Linked DNA regions of Homo sapiens: all the other regions are linked to region 2. A link is a contact called in ENCODE Hi-C data. All regions are on one chromosome and are shown on one strand. The core of a region is the stretch at or near the end of the contact, and the rest is flanking DNA. Distances in the headings are between cores, read along the strand shown. Region 1 has its middle 3.5 kb from the start of GPR25. Region 2 holds the start of RHEX (regulator of hemoglobinization and erythroid cell expansion). Region 3 holds the start of KIF21B (kinesin family member 21B).

What was found. Hi-C counts contacts between places; a loop is a spot of excess contacts on that map. Pooled maps may share reads with other maps.
Region 1: a map with no recorded cell type shows a loop between it and region 2 (29-fold over the local background). The contact joins the enhancer-like site here to the promoter of RHEX in region 2. A Hi-C loop is called at or near these places in 3 of 37 single-sample maps with no recorded cell type and 2 of 50 pooled maps.
Region 3: a map of OCI-LY7 shows a loop between it and region 2 (12-fold over the local background). The contact joins the promoter of KIF21B here to the promoter of RHEX in region 2. A Hi-C loop is called at or near these places in 1 of 168 maps with a recorded cell type or tissue (OCI-LY7), 2 of 37 single-sample maps with no recorded cell type and 3 of 50 pooled maps.

The regions. Positions count from the first base shown.
Region 1 is chr1:200,867,200-200,871,780 of GRCh38, forward strand. No RefSeq gene overlaps it. Among named protein-coding and RNA genes, the nearest start is that of GPR25, 3.5 kb to the right of the region's middle. Within about 2 kb of position 2,717, at least 2 of the 41 ENCODE cell types and tissues checked have a DNase peak (open chromatin) inside an H3K27ac peak, as active enhancers do.
Region 2 is chr1:206,051,407-206,055,529 of GRCh38, forward strand. RHEX (regulator of hemoglobinization and erythroid cell expansion) reads left to right here and starts at 1,767. Exons shown (of 6, transcript NM_001007544.4): 1 at 1,767-1,859. LOC105372857 (a long non-coding RNA gene) reads right to left here. Exons shown (of 3, transcript XR_922473.3): 3 at 2,037-4,123. RefSeq lists enhancers at 1,163-1,402, 1,823-1,882.
Region 3 is chr1:201,022,041-201,026,388 of GRCh38, forward strand. It overlaps KIF21B (kinesin family member 21B), which reads right to left and starts at 1,674. Exons shown (of 35, transcript NM_001252102.2): 1 at 1,303-1,674. The coding sequence starts at 1,343. LOC101929305 (a long non-coding RNA gene) reads left to right here and starts at 1,909. Exons shown (of 4, transcript NR_188464.1): 1 at 1,909-2,045; 2 at 3,464-3,579. RefSeq lists an enhancer at 1-476 and silencers at 1,081-1,130, 1,531-1,890, 2,242-2,399.

The sequences.
Region 1 (4,581 bases), core at 1,467-3,966, 5.2 Mb before region 2:
CTCCGTCATCCGCAACTGACTTGGCATAAGGCCACCTGTCTGTGCTTGGGTCCTGTCAGCAGTTTCTCTGCAGCATCCAGACTGTCACCTTGTAGAAATCACCATTAGGATAATACCAGGCACCAGACACTGTGGTGGTCAAATCTTGAAGAGTCAAATCTTGGGAGTCTCTCTTTATAGATTCCCAATCCAATCCCCAAAACATTTACTTACCACCCACTATGTGGAAAGAAAGCACTGTGACCTGGAGGGTAGGAGAAGCAGCGCAAGCAGCTGAGTCTAGCAGCAGGACCACCAGAAACTAGAGCCATTCTTCACGATGCTGCCAGCCAGGGAACGGAGTGAGCCCATGAGCTCCGACCCAGCATGGGCAGCACCTTCCACAAAGGGTGCCTCATTTGATCTTCACAACACCCCTATCGGGTAGATACTATCATGCCTATTTTAAGATGTGGAAACTGGAGCCCAAGATCACACAGCTATCAAGTTATAAAGCTGACATTTAACCTGGACTCTGACCACTAATAATCTGATCTGCGTGTTCACTGATCAGAAACAGACAAAATGACATATAAGAAATTGATATTGGCCGGGCACAGTGGCTCACACTTGTAATCCCAGCATTTTGGGAGGCCAAGGTGAGAGGATCGCTTGAAGCCAGGAATTTGAGATCAGCCTGGGCAATATAATGAAACTGTGTCTCTACAAAAGGTAAAAAATAACATTAGCCAGGCATGGTGCTGTGCACCTGTAGTCCCAGCTTCTCAGGAGGCTGATGCAGGAGGATTGCCTGAGCTGAAGAATTTGAGGCTGCAGTGAGCTATGATCACACTGGGCTACACTGCAGCCTGGGCAACAGAACAAGCCCCTGTCTATTAAAAAAAAAAAAAAAGAAATGCATATAATAAAAAAAAGAAATGCATATAATAAATTCTATGTCACAACACAGAGCAAGGTTTTAAAAATATATATTTTAAATTTAATAAATGATGTTAGGAAAGCTGGATAGAAATATGAAAACATCGATTACACACCAGGTAAATTTTAAAATACTAATGAAAATTATTTTTTAATGACAGACTGAATCTTCTTACATTGTCAAAGAGAAAGTAACATTCTAAACTCTGAAATTGCTAATAGCAACAAATTTGACTATATGAAAATGTCAAACTAAAATAAATAATAGCTAAGAAAAGAATTTGGAAAAATATTTGAATCAAGTGGAATAAATCATGACTCATCCTAAATATATAGTTTGTACAAATTAATAAGAAATACATAGATTATAATAAATATGTGAAGGACATGATTAGAATGGTTCACTTAGGAAATAAATAGATTTTCCATCTTATTTATAAACAAGTGCAAATTGAAATGAGGTACCATTTTACCTCACTGCCTATTACAATGGAAAATATATGTTACCGATGAACATCTCTAAGAAGACTGTGTTGAACCTTATACTCTCATACAATGCCAGTGACATTCTAAACTGCTAATCACTGTAAACATTTGTATCAAGCAATAAAAATTTTCATTGCCTTTGTTACAAAATTTGTATTTATAACGTGTTTTACAACATATTTATATAAATGTTATATTTATACATATTTATATAAATATGTTATATTTGTACATATTTATATGTATATAAATACATATTTATATGTACTTATACAAGAGCATTTATGTTATAAAAACAATATAAAAAAGTCATAAGTGCAATTATTCATTACAAATTTCTATAACAGTTAAAAATACTAGAAACATCCTAAATATCCATATTTAAGGGTTTAGAAAATTAAGCAACATAGACTCATGTGGATTTATATGATATTAATTGAGAATACTGTGTACACTCTAATTACAGATACGACTTTGAAACACCTGTGTAAAAAATGTGAAGAATATCTGAAATGGAATATTTAAAAATAGAAAATCTAAAAATAATGAGATTACAAATAAATACTTTTGAAAATGTCCTTCACTGGCTAAGTTTGGTTGTGTAGGGGTAGCAGGTCCAAGATGACGACTACTTCTTTATTCTGTAATGTATTAGATGGCTTTTATGATTAAACATAAAAAGGCAAATACAATTTACTTAAAATGTTAAGATTCTTTGTACAGAAAAATTAAAATTAGAAAAAATAAGTTATAAGAACTTAAATATAACCTGTAAAGGGGCAGAAATAAACCTACTCTCGAAAACAATTTAGCCCGAAGCATTGGATATTTATTTAAAGTATCTCCTCTGTTTTCAGGCTTGTGCTAATCACCCTGATGAGTAGAAAGAAGCTCCCCCTCGCCCTGAGAAGTTCATAATCCCATGGGCAAGGCAAGACGGAGCCACGTAACAGTTGCCCTGGCTCCAGCAGTGCAGAGAGAGGAAGTCCTCTTAGGGATGGAGGTTAGAGAAGGCTCCCAGGGGTGGGATGGAGGAAGAGGGAAGACTTCTTCTGCTTTGTCCACACCTGTTAGAGAGCATGGCCAGGATTCCCAGCCTGTAAGGGTGAGTGTTTCTATTAGTTGACTTGTGTGTAATCCTGTGGGGAGTCCTCCTGAAGGGTGAAAGAGCAGTCTTGTGAAGTTGGCCTTGGTCACTGAAACCGGGCTGGGCACCCCAGGAGACCGGGCCTAAGGCAGTGTCCCTGGCTCTGACCTTTGCTGTTTCTTCTCATCCAGACAAGTTCAGTAAGGCCCATGGACAGCACCCAGGCCTCAGCAGAGAAAATTCAGCATATGCTCTGGGCCACAGACTTCCCTTGGGTATGAGATGATGGCCCAGGAAGCAAGTAGCTCTGTGATTTTTAAAATAACCTACTTCTACTTCCCCTCAACCCCCTTCCTATATTCCCCTCTTGGTCTGCTTGCCCCATTCTTTGTTTTCACCCGGCGGCTTCTCTGCTGTTCATCTCTAGCTTTCAGGATCACTCACACTCTCTGAGCCCGCAGACTGAGGTGTGCCTGAAGGGGTGAAGTCCAGCAACACTGGGTCTGTCTCTGATGGTCTCTGGGCTCTGGCAGGCAAGCACTGCCCCTGCTAGCCTTCTAGGGGAGGAGGCTGCAGCCCCCTACTCCACCCCGGATGTGGGCACCGCTCACCAGCAACCACATGCTCAGACATTAGAAAAGCGGCTCTGGGGTGGGTCTTCAGGGGAAAACCAAGCCCGGAGGCTGAAAAGCCAGTGAAGGGAAGGTCCAGACCATTCATTCCCTAGGCTCTTCTCTTCCCTGCCCATCTTGTAATTGGTGTGGGAGAAATTCTTGACAGGAGCAGCCTAAACACTGCATACCCAACCCTCTGTGAGCTCTAGGACCATTTTCTTTTTGAGATGGAGTCTCGCTCTTTCACCCAGGCTGGAGTGCAGTGGCTTGATCTCAGCTCACTGCAACCTTTGCTCCTGGGTTCAAGCGATTCTCCCACCTCAGCCTCCTGAGTAGCTGGGACTTGCGCGTACCGTGCCCGGCTAATTTTTGCATTTTTAGTAGAGACAGGGTTTCACCATGTTGGCCAGGCTGGTCTCGAGCTCCTGACTTGAAGTGATCTACCCACCTCGGCCTCCCAAAGTGCTGGGATTAGATGTGAGCCACTGCGCCCGGCCTCTAAGACCATTTTCCAAATCCTTCCTGGGGATCTCCGTGTGCCAGAGGGACCCTGAGCGAGGGTGACCTTATGTCCCAGTTTGCCCAAAATAGTCCTGGTTTACGGCCCAGGTTAATTCTGATAGTGCCCCTTTCACTCTCAGAAACATCCTGGTTAGATGATAAATTATTTCATGACCCCACTTCAACATCAAACTGAACACATACACACATGTGCCTCTCTGTGTTCTTGGCAGTTAAGGGGACAGCGTCCATATAGTCCCTAAGCAGAGAAACCCCAGGCTTATCTTTGACTCCTCTTTGTGAGACCTATGATGTTACAATTATCTCTTGAATATACCCTCCCATTTCTGTCCCCACTGCTCATGATCTATTTCAGACACAAATAATTACAACCTACTATGGGGTCTCCCTGGCTTGAGCCTCTCCCTTCTCCATAGTTCTGCCAGCGATCTTTTCAAAACACAGATCGATGCCTCCTGGCTCCCCATGACCTATAGATTGAAATCCAAATCCCCTCATGATCCTTTCCTGCTTCATCTCCTGCCCCCACCTTCCTACCCTGGGCTCTGGCAGACTGCTTGTCCCCTGAAAAGCCCACATTCCTACTCATTTTGGTATACTTGTTCCCTTTACTCCCTCCTCCGAGTCTGACCCTTTCTTCTCTTTTCTGCTGCTCTTATTTGACTTTCAGCTCCTTCCTGGGACTGATCTCAAGTGTCATCTCCTCGAAGGCCTTTTCTGATTCAGCCCTCCCGTCAAAAATAATCACTCCCCCTCCACTAAACCCTAAGAGGGCTTGGTTTTTAACATTTACTACAATTTGGCCCCTGCATAAGATTACATAAGATTCTGCTTATGTAACCATCTCTCCTGCCTATGCAACAAACTGCGAAGGCCAAGAATGGCATCTCTTGCAGTGCCTGAAACAGTGCCTGCTTCATGGAGGAGTTCATTGTTAACAAGTCTTAATCGAAC
Region 2 (4,123 bases), core at 517-3,016:
GAAGAAATATGTATTGGACCTATTCATTGCATGAGGCACTTTCTAGACACTGGGGGTGAAATGTTGGCCAAAACAGATAAGGTCTCTGTTCTTATGAAGCTCACATTCATGTGATGAGAGGCTGACAATAATCAAGTAAACAAATAAATGATCAAGGTGACTTCAGATACTAATAGATGAGAGGGCGATGTGACAGATAGGGTCTGGGGAGCCACCTTTGAATTTGTGCTGAATTCTATCTGAAGATGCCTTCACTAAGAGAGAGGTGCTGTCTCCATGGCCTTTGAGGCCCTCCCCTCCAGTGGTGAGATTTTAACAATCTCCCCATCTGACAGGTTCCCATGCAGGAATGAAAGACATGGAAGGGAAGAGGGGGGCCAGCTCCCTGAGTCCTGTGTCCACCAGCTGCTGCTAAATACCTCTGAGAAACTCTGCTTCTATCTAAGGGGACCTACTTCTCTCGGGAATCTCAATACTTGGAACAAGAACCTCCTAGACGGACCCTTTGGCATAATGAATTGGACCAACTGTAGGTTCCAGGACTAGAGAGCCAGCAATGCCTCCATGAACAATCTCACCCAATTACTCTGCTCAGGTAAGACCAACTGAAAACTAGAACAATACAAATGGTGGTTATTCCTGTCTTCTGTTTCTTTGTTTGTTTTTGTGACAGGGTCTTGCTCTGTCACCCAGGCTAGAGTACAATGGTGTGATCATGGCTCACTGCAGCCTCGACTTCCCTAGCTTAAGTGATTCTCCTATCTCAGCCTCTCAAGGAGCTGGGACTACAGGCATGCAGTAGCACACCCAGCTAATTTTCGGATTTTTTTTTTTTAAAGTAGAGACAAGGTCTAGCTATATTGCCCAGGCTGGTCTCAAACTCTTGAGCTCAGGCGGTCCTCCTGCCTTGACTTCCCAAAGTGCTGAGATTATAGGCGTGAGCCACTGGGCCTGGCTCGTTATTACTGTTGAATAATAGTCTGATCACTGAGTTCTTAAACAACTCCATGAGGTAGGCATTCATATTCTGTCTGTTTCACAGATGAGGCTCAGAAAAGCTAAGTGTTTGTCCTAAGATCACAGTTAGGAAGTGTCTGAGACCCAGGTCACTGTGAGGGAAGAGAGAGACCCTCTCATATTGTTTTATATTGTTTTATACTCAGTACCTGTTTTAAGGAAAAACAACAAGGAAGTAAAACCAAAGACAGGCAGTCCGGCGCCAGGCCCGAAACCAGGCCTGGGCCTGCCTGGCCTAAACCCAGTAGTTAAAAATCAACTCATAACTTAGAAACTGATGTTATTCATAGATTCCAGACATTGTATAGAAGAACATTGTGAAACTCCCTGCCCTGTTCTGTTTCTCTCTGACCACCGGTGCATGCAGCCCCTGTCACATACCGCCTGCTTGCTCAAATCAATCATGACCCTTTCATGTGAAATCTTTAGTATTGTGAGCCCTTAAAAGGGACGGAAATTGTGCATTCGGGGAGCTCGGATTTTAAGGCAGTAGCCTGCTGATGCTCCCAGCTGAATAAAGCCCTTCCTTCTACAATTTGGTGTCTGAGGGGTTTTGTCTGCGGCTCGTCCTGCTACATTTCTTGGTTCCCTGACCAGGAAACGAGGTAACTGATGGACAGCCGAGGCAGCCCCTTAGGCGGCTTAGGCCTCCCCTGTGGAGCATCCCTGAGGCGGACTCCGGCCAGCCCGAGTGACGCGATCCAAAGAGCACTCCCGGGTAGGAAATTGCCCCGGTGGAATGCCTCACCAGAGCAGCGTGTAGCAGTTCCCTGTGGAGGATTAACACAGTGGCTGAACACCGGGAAGGAACTGGCACTTGGAGTCCGGACATCTGAAACTTGGTAAGACTAGTCTTTGGAACTTGCCCCACTCCATCTAGGTGGAAGTGTGGCCTGATCACCCACGACATGCCTGCATTGGCACTTCTGTTCTGGTTTTGACTTGACTTAGATTGTGTGATACTTTGGTTTTGGTTTTGGTTTTGACCTGGCTTGGATTTCTGGATACTCTGATTTTGGTTTTGATTTTGGTTTGGTGTAAACTGCAAGAGTGTGTATGCCCTTTTTACCTGTTTTTTTGTTTGTGGCATGTGTGTGGTGTGGGTGTGGTGTTTTGTCTCGAAGAAGCATGGGTCAGGTACAAATAAGCCCACCCCACTAGGAACTATGTTAAAAAAAAATTCAAGAAAGAATTTAAGGGAGATTACAGTGTTACTGTGACACCAGGAAAACTTAGAACTTTGTGTGAAATAGACTGGCCAGCATTAGAGGTGGGTTGGCCATCAGAAGGAAGCCTGGACAGGTCCCTTGTTTCAAAGGTATGACACAAGGTAACCCGTAAGCCAAGGCACCCAGACCAGTTTCCATACATAGAAAGTTACAGCTGCTTTTATACCCCCTTGCCCCGCCAACGTAGTTAAGAGAACAGCAGCATAAGCGGCTGGCAGAGGCAAGGAAAGACCAGTAGAGAGAAAAAAAGGCCATCTATACCAATTCTAAGTTAATTTAGACTAAACAAGGTCTTAATAGCAAAGGATAATTGAAATCCCAAACTTACAAGGTTTTCAACAAAAGTGAAGTTTGCTTAAAGTTAACAGTGTAACATGTATTATGGTAACTTCTAATCTTGTGGCCTTAGACAGTCTAGTCCAAAGGCATAAAGAAAGTTTGCTTTAAAAAAAAAAAAAAGGAATGGTTATCTTCAAAAAAAAAAAAAAGTGGGGGGAGACAGAATTTATGTAAAAAGAGTGTTATATGGTAAATTCTTGTCCTGAAATAAACTAACTGGTGTTTAAAGAAAAAAAATGTTTGTAATAAGTCAGAAAGTTGAGACACATTGAAGAATTGTCGGCAAAAGTCGTGAAAGAAAAAATGTTATAAAAAAATTTATGCAAAAAATGTTGTATAATTTAAAAGTAATAAGGCCTCCTGAGTACTATTAAAAAAACAGTTTATGTGCAAGGTGTATAAGAAAAGTAAAACATACCTTTGGTAAAAAGATTATAAAGGGGCATAAGAATGTGGATTTTTACCTACATTAAAAGGTTAAAAACAATTATTGTTTTAAAAGTTTAAGCAAGTTTTAAAACGTTAATTATAAAGAAAATTCTGTGTGTAAACATATTAGCTAAAGTTAAAAAGGTATCATCCAGTTTTTCTGTGAACTGGACATTAAAGTAAAAAATGCCACAGGTTTTTCTTAAAGCATCAACCTGCTCTTTAACAAAAATTATAAAAGGTTAAAAAGAGTCTATAAAATCTTACCTTATGGTCAAACATGAAAAATTGGATAAATATGTCTACAAGGTTTTATTAAAATTCAGTTTAAAATTAATAACACACTAATATAAAGGTAAAATTTAGCTTATCTGGTATAAAAATCATACAAGAAACATTATTAAATATAAAATGGTGTTTAGCTTTCTTTGGTCTAAAAACTAATAAAAATTGGTGCTAAAGGAAACATTCATTTTACTAGAGGATCATAAAAGTTAAAGACTTAAAACAAACTTTGGCAATTAAGACAGCACGCCAAGATGCAAGTGCCTGGCTGAAATGGATCAAATATTCCATCTGCACTTTAAACAAATGCAATTGTTATGCTTGTGCACATGGCAGGCCAGAGGCCCTGATTGTCCCCCTTCCACTAAGGTGGTCCTCCAGTTGACCAGGCATGGGCTGCAGGGTAGCTATTTTCCAGGTTTCTACAGCTTGGAGTAATAAGTCATGCCAAGCTCTCTCTGCTATATCCCAAAGTCCCTGCGGGTCAGCCCCTGAGGGCCGTCCAGCTTCCGTCTCCCAACACTAAGTTCACTTCATGTCTCTCATGGCAGGGAGGAGACTTAGCATTCCTTGGAGACCTGAAGGGATGCAGTGAGCTTAAGAATTTTCAAGAGCTTATCAGTCAGTCAGCCCTTGTTCATCCCCGAGCGGATGTGTGATGGTATTGTCGTGGACCTTTATTGGGCACTCTGCCGAATAACTAGAGTGGCACTTGTGCTTTAGCCTATTTGGCTATCCCTTTCACCCTGGCATTTCATCAACCAGAGGAAGGAAAAAAAAAATAATAAGACATCGTAAAGCGAGAGAAGCCCCTTATGGGTCTT
Region 3 (4,348 bases), core at 424-2,923, 5.0 Mb before region 2:
GATTCTTGAGTGCTGCCTAGGGTGCATGGGTGGGGGTGCCTCAATCTCCTTCCCTTCACCCAAGCACTGATCAGTGTCAGCTCCTCTTTGGGCTGCAGAGGCCTGGCCAGGTGGCCGTGGCAAGGGGCATCTGCCCTGGGGCAGGAAGAAGAAAGCTTTTTCATTGCCATCTCTGACTCTGTCTAGGAGCAACCTCCTAGGACCCCTGGAATCTGGGTCACATATGACCCAAGGGATCTAGAGACCTGAGAGACCTACCCTAGACCTGGACAATCCCCCGCCCCCTCCATCATACAGGGCTGGGGCAGAGATAGATGTTCTTGCCACATCCCTACCTTGGTGAGCAGCTCCAGATTGGCACTCTGCCGCCAAGACACCCCTCTCAAAGAGAAAAACCCAAAGCAAAAACTGGGAGAAGTGGTGAGGTGTGAAGCATCTCCACCCAGCACAAAGAACACAGATGGCTCAATTTCACAGCATTTCCTGCTCCTGCACCTTTGTGTACCCCTCCCAATAGAACCCACCCAGCCATGTCCTCTCCCTGTCTCATTTCTGCCGGCTCAAGTCCCGGAGCTGTTGAGAATGGAACCCCAGATAAGTCTAGGCAACCCTCCCCTGCTCAATTTTATCTGAGTGCCTGAGGATGGGGCATCTGCATCACACCCTCCTGCCCTCTCAGAGAGAAGCACCTCAGATACACCTCTTCCTCCCTTCCTAGGCCCATCTCCTCTTGGGACAGGACTGGTAGGATTCTCCCCCAAAGCCATTGACTTCCCACAGAAGGCCAAGGCATCATCCCAGCTTTTCCGTTGGTCCCCGCACCCGATCTTTGTCTGCAGATCTGGCTCCCAGGGTGGGTGTGCTGCCTTTGCTAGCTGGACCAAGAGCACATAACTAGCTGACTCGCATGGATGAGGGGAAATTTCCCTCTCTGGTATCCCCGTATGAGACAGCAGCCTCGTGGGGAGGCGAAGAGGAAACGCACAGACGCTCCGGCCTGGGCCAGAGCTGGGTGTGAAATACCGGATTTCCTTGTTTATTCGATTTTCTGATCATTAAGGGCTCCCAAGAGGGGCCCAAAATTACCACCCAAACAAAGCCACCTTCCAGTAGTCGGCGGGGTCGCCGCTCCCCTGCGGCAGACTGGCCAGCGCGCGGCGCCCTCCATCCCGTCCCACGCCGGCCCCTCCTCCGGGAGTGCAGGCTCCAGCCCAAGCGGTGCTCGCGCCCCCCGCCCAAAGCCCACGCGAGACAAAGCCCGAGGCTTCTCCGCGCGCCCCCTTCCCCGCCCCGGGTCCCTACCTGACGGCCACCTTGACGCAGCAGTCCCCCTGGCCGGCCATGGCCCTCTGGAGCTAGGGTCTGGGCGTGGATCAGAGGCGGGGGTCTGGGGGCCAATGCCCGAGGCAGCGGCTGCGGCTGCGGGAGGCGGGGGCGCGGGCGCGGCTGGCGGAGGCTGCGGCGGCGGCGGCTGGAGGTGACATGCTCGCGGGCGGCAGGCCGAGGGGCTCACCCGCGGCCGGCCCCCCGGGGCTGGGCCCGCGCGCCTCCTCGCGCCATCGGGCGGCGGCGCGGAGCTAGCTGACAGCCGGCGGCGCGACCCGCCGCTCCCTACGGCGCGGCACACGCGCACACACCTCCCACCCGGCAGCCACCTCCCGCCGCAGCGCGAACAAAGGGGGCGGGGGCCGATCCGGCCCCGAGCCCGCCCCGAGCCAGCCCCGAGCCCAGGCCGGGCCCCGCCCCGCCCAGGAGCCGCCAATCGAAAGCCCTAATGAGCAGTGGGGGCGGGACTCGCGCCTTTAAAGGGACCTCTTGGCTCGCGGCCACGGGGTGGCTGGGGGTAGGGGGCGGGATTGAAGGGTGGGGGTGGGGGTAGGGGTGGGAGTAGGGGTGGGGGCGCTGGACGCAGACCACGTTAGAACCTCGGCTCCTGGAGTAGCAGAACCTCGGCTTCAATGGGACCCTCATTTCATAAATGAAGAAACTGAGATTCAAAGAGGGGAACTACCGAAGGTTACAGAGCGAGTTCGTGGGTAAGCATGGTAAGAACCCTGGTCTCCCGGGGATCCCACAGCGATTGACGGTTTATAGTTCAAAAGAGCCAGGAAAGCTTCCCTTCTGCATTTATTCCAGTAAATTCGCCAACCCTTCTCGAAGGGAGTTCTTGCTAGCCCCTAACTAAAATTTCCCCCACCTCCACCCTGCAGCATCTTAAAGCTCATGTTTTAGTTGATTCCTGGCCAGGCTCCTAGCCCAAGACTAGCCCCTCCCTACTGCTAGACGACTGTCCCATTGACCTTTATGACCCACAGATGACCCCACTGGGCCTGGCTCACACTCTGCTTGTTGTGGCTGTGGGGCCAGAGGGTCAGTGTGGGAGGCCTGAGCTGCCCTGGGGGAAAGGAGGGAACAAAGGGGGCCCTCAGTTCCGAGCACCTGGGTAGAGAGGCTGGGCGGTGAAGTGGGTGGGGAAGGGAAGGAGGGCAGCTGCCTGCAGGAATGGGTATAAAGGACAAGGAGGACCATGGAGACTTTAACGCTGGGCCTGGATGGAGGAGGAGACCAGTGCTGCAAAGTCACAATTCCCTTCCCAGTCCATCTCCCTCCCTCTGAGCCCAGACGCCTCTTCCCTGCCCCCTGCCTCCCAACATTGGGGCCATTCACAGGGCCCCTCACCAGCTGCCCTCACTTCACCCAGCTCCCTCCCCTGGAAAGGGCCCAAGAGGAGGACCCAGCTGCAGCCCCAGATGTGGATGGGGATCTCTGGGGGAGGGGAGGAAGGGGAGTCTGACTCCAGGCCTCTTACATTACCCTCAGATGATGAAACCATGTCAGAGATTTTGGCAAGGGTGTGGACTGGGGTCTGAGGATGCATCTGTTGGTACCATCTTCCTCCCCTTCCCTCCTCCACTCACACCCCCCTCCCCGCCAATAACTGCTTCATGCAGTAGCTCAGATCCCTGTTTGGCTTGACCTATTAAGGTCAAATCAAAACCAAAGATAATTTCAAGGGCAAATTTCAAGGGCCAATCAACACATCCTTTTCATCCCCATGGCAAACAGGAGGAGCACCGCCAGCAGTGCCCCCATGATGGGGGCTGGAGAAGAGGTCTTGGTGGTATCCTGGACCTTTTATTAGCATTTGAATCTAGAGGAAGCTCTCCCTGGGGCCAGGGGATCACCTCTCCTGGACCAGGAGGTTAGCAGAATGTTGCAGTCATATCCTGCAACATTCCTCCCCATCTTCCAACCAAAATAATTCGTGGGGAGGAGACTAACACATATGGACCACCTACACAAGGTATTTTATGCACATATTCTCATTTTTTCCCTATAACCTTGTAAGCTAGGCTTTTTTATTCTTTTTAAATTTTGCAGATGGGGAAACTGAGCCTCACATGTATGAATTCCAGCATATAAGCAACAGACTCCAGATTTGGACATGTATATCTTATTCCAGGCTTCCCAGATGACCACCAAGGTGGAAGGGATGATGATGTCCAGGCAGAAGGGAGCTAGGCCGGCCCAGGCTTTTCCTCTAGGCACAGCGGACTCCAGGTTCAGCCTTCCCGGATGGTAATGTTGCATTCTGAAGAGCTACTTTCCCGCCAACTCATCTCTGGACTTCTCTGGGGCCCAACTCTGGTTTCCTGCCTGCAGGAGGTCCCCTCTGACTTCCGACAGTAGATGACCCTTCTGACTCACAGTTCTACTGCTGGGAAATGCCTCCAGAGCTGCTGCCCACCCTCTCTGCATCCCTCCAGGTCACTGGGTGTTGAGTCAGGGGAAGCAGGGATACACACGGGCGGGAAACTCAGGTCTCCTAAATGTCAGAGCCTCAGGACTTCGGCTACTCAGAAGTAGCTCCCTCCTGGGCCACCAGGGAGCAGCAGGGCAGCCAGCATCCAGACATCCCCCCTGGGTTCTGCTGCTCAGAGGCTAGATGGAGAACCAAGGTGGGAAAAAGGCTTAAACCACAGCGTGGGGAGATTTAGGTTAGATGGGTCAGAGGAAGTTTAGGACAAGCCTTGCCCTTTTCAGTTTCTGTCCAGCTTCAGCACAGCCACTGCTTCCTCTCTTTGGTTTTTACCCATCCCCCTCTCTCCCATCACCTCTATCCCCTTCCAGCTTTCCTTTCCTTCCCTCCTTCCCAAACCCCAGAGTTTCTCAGGATTAGCTGCCCGTGTGCCTATCTCCCCCACCCCCATGCTTTCCTCACTGTCTCACAGAAACAGGCAAACACACACACATGCATACAACCATGAGCTGGCCCTGAGAGTTCTCTGACTGGACTGGGGTTGGAGCCCCAGCTCTTGTCCTGAGCTGAGGCCCTTCCCCCAGGTAT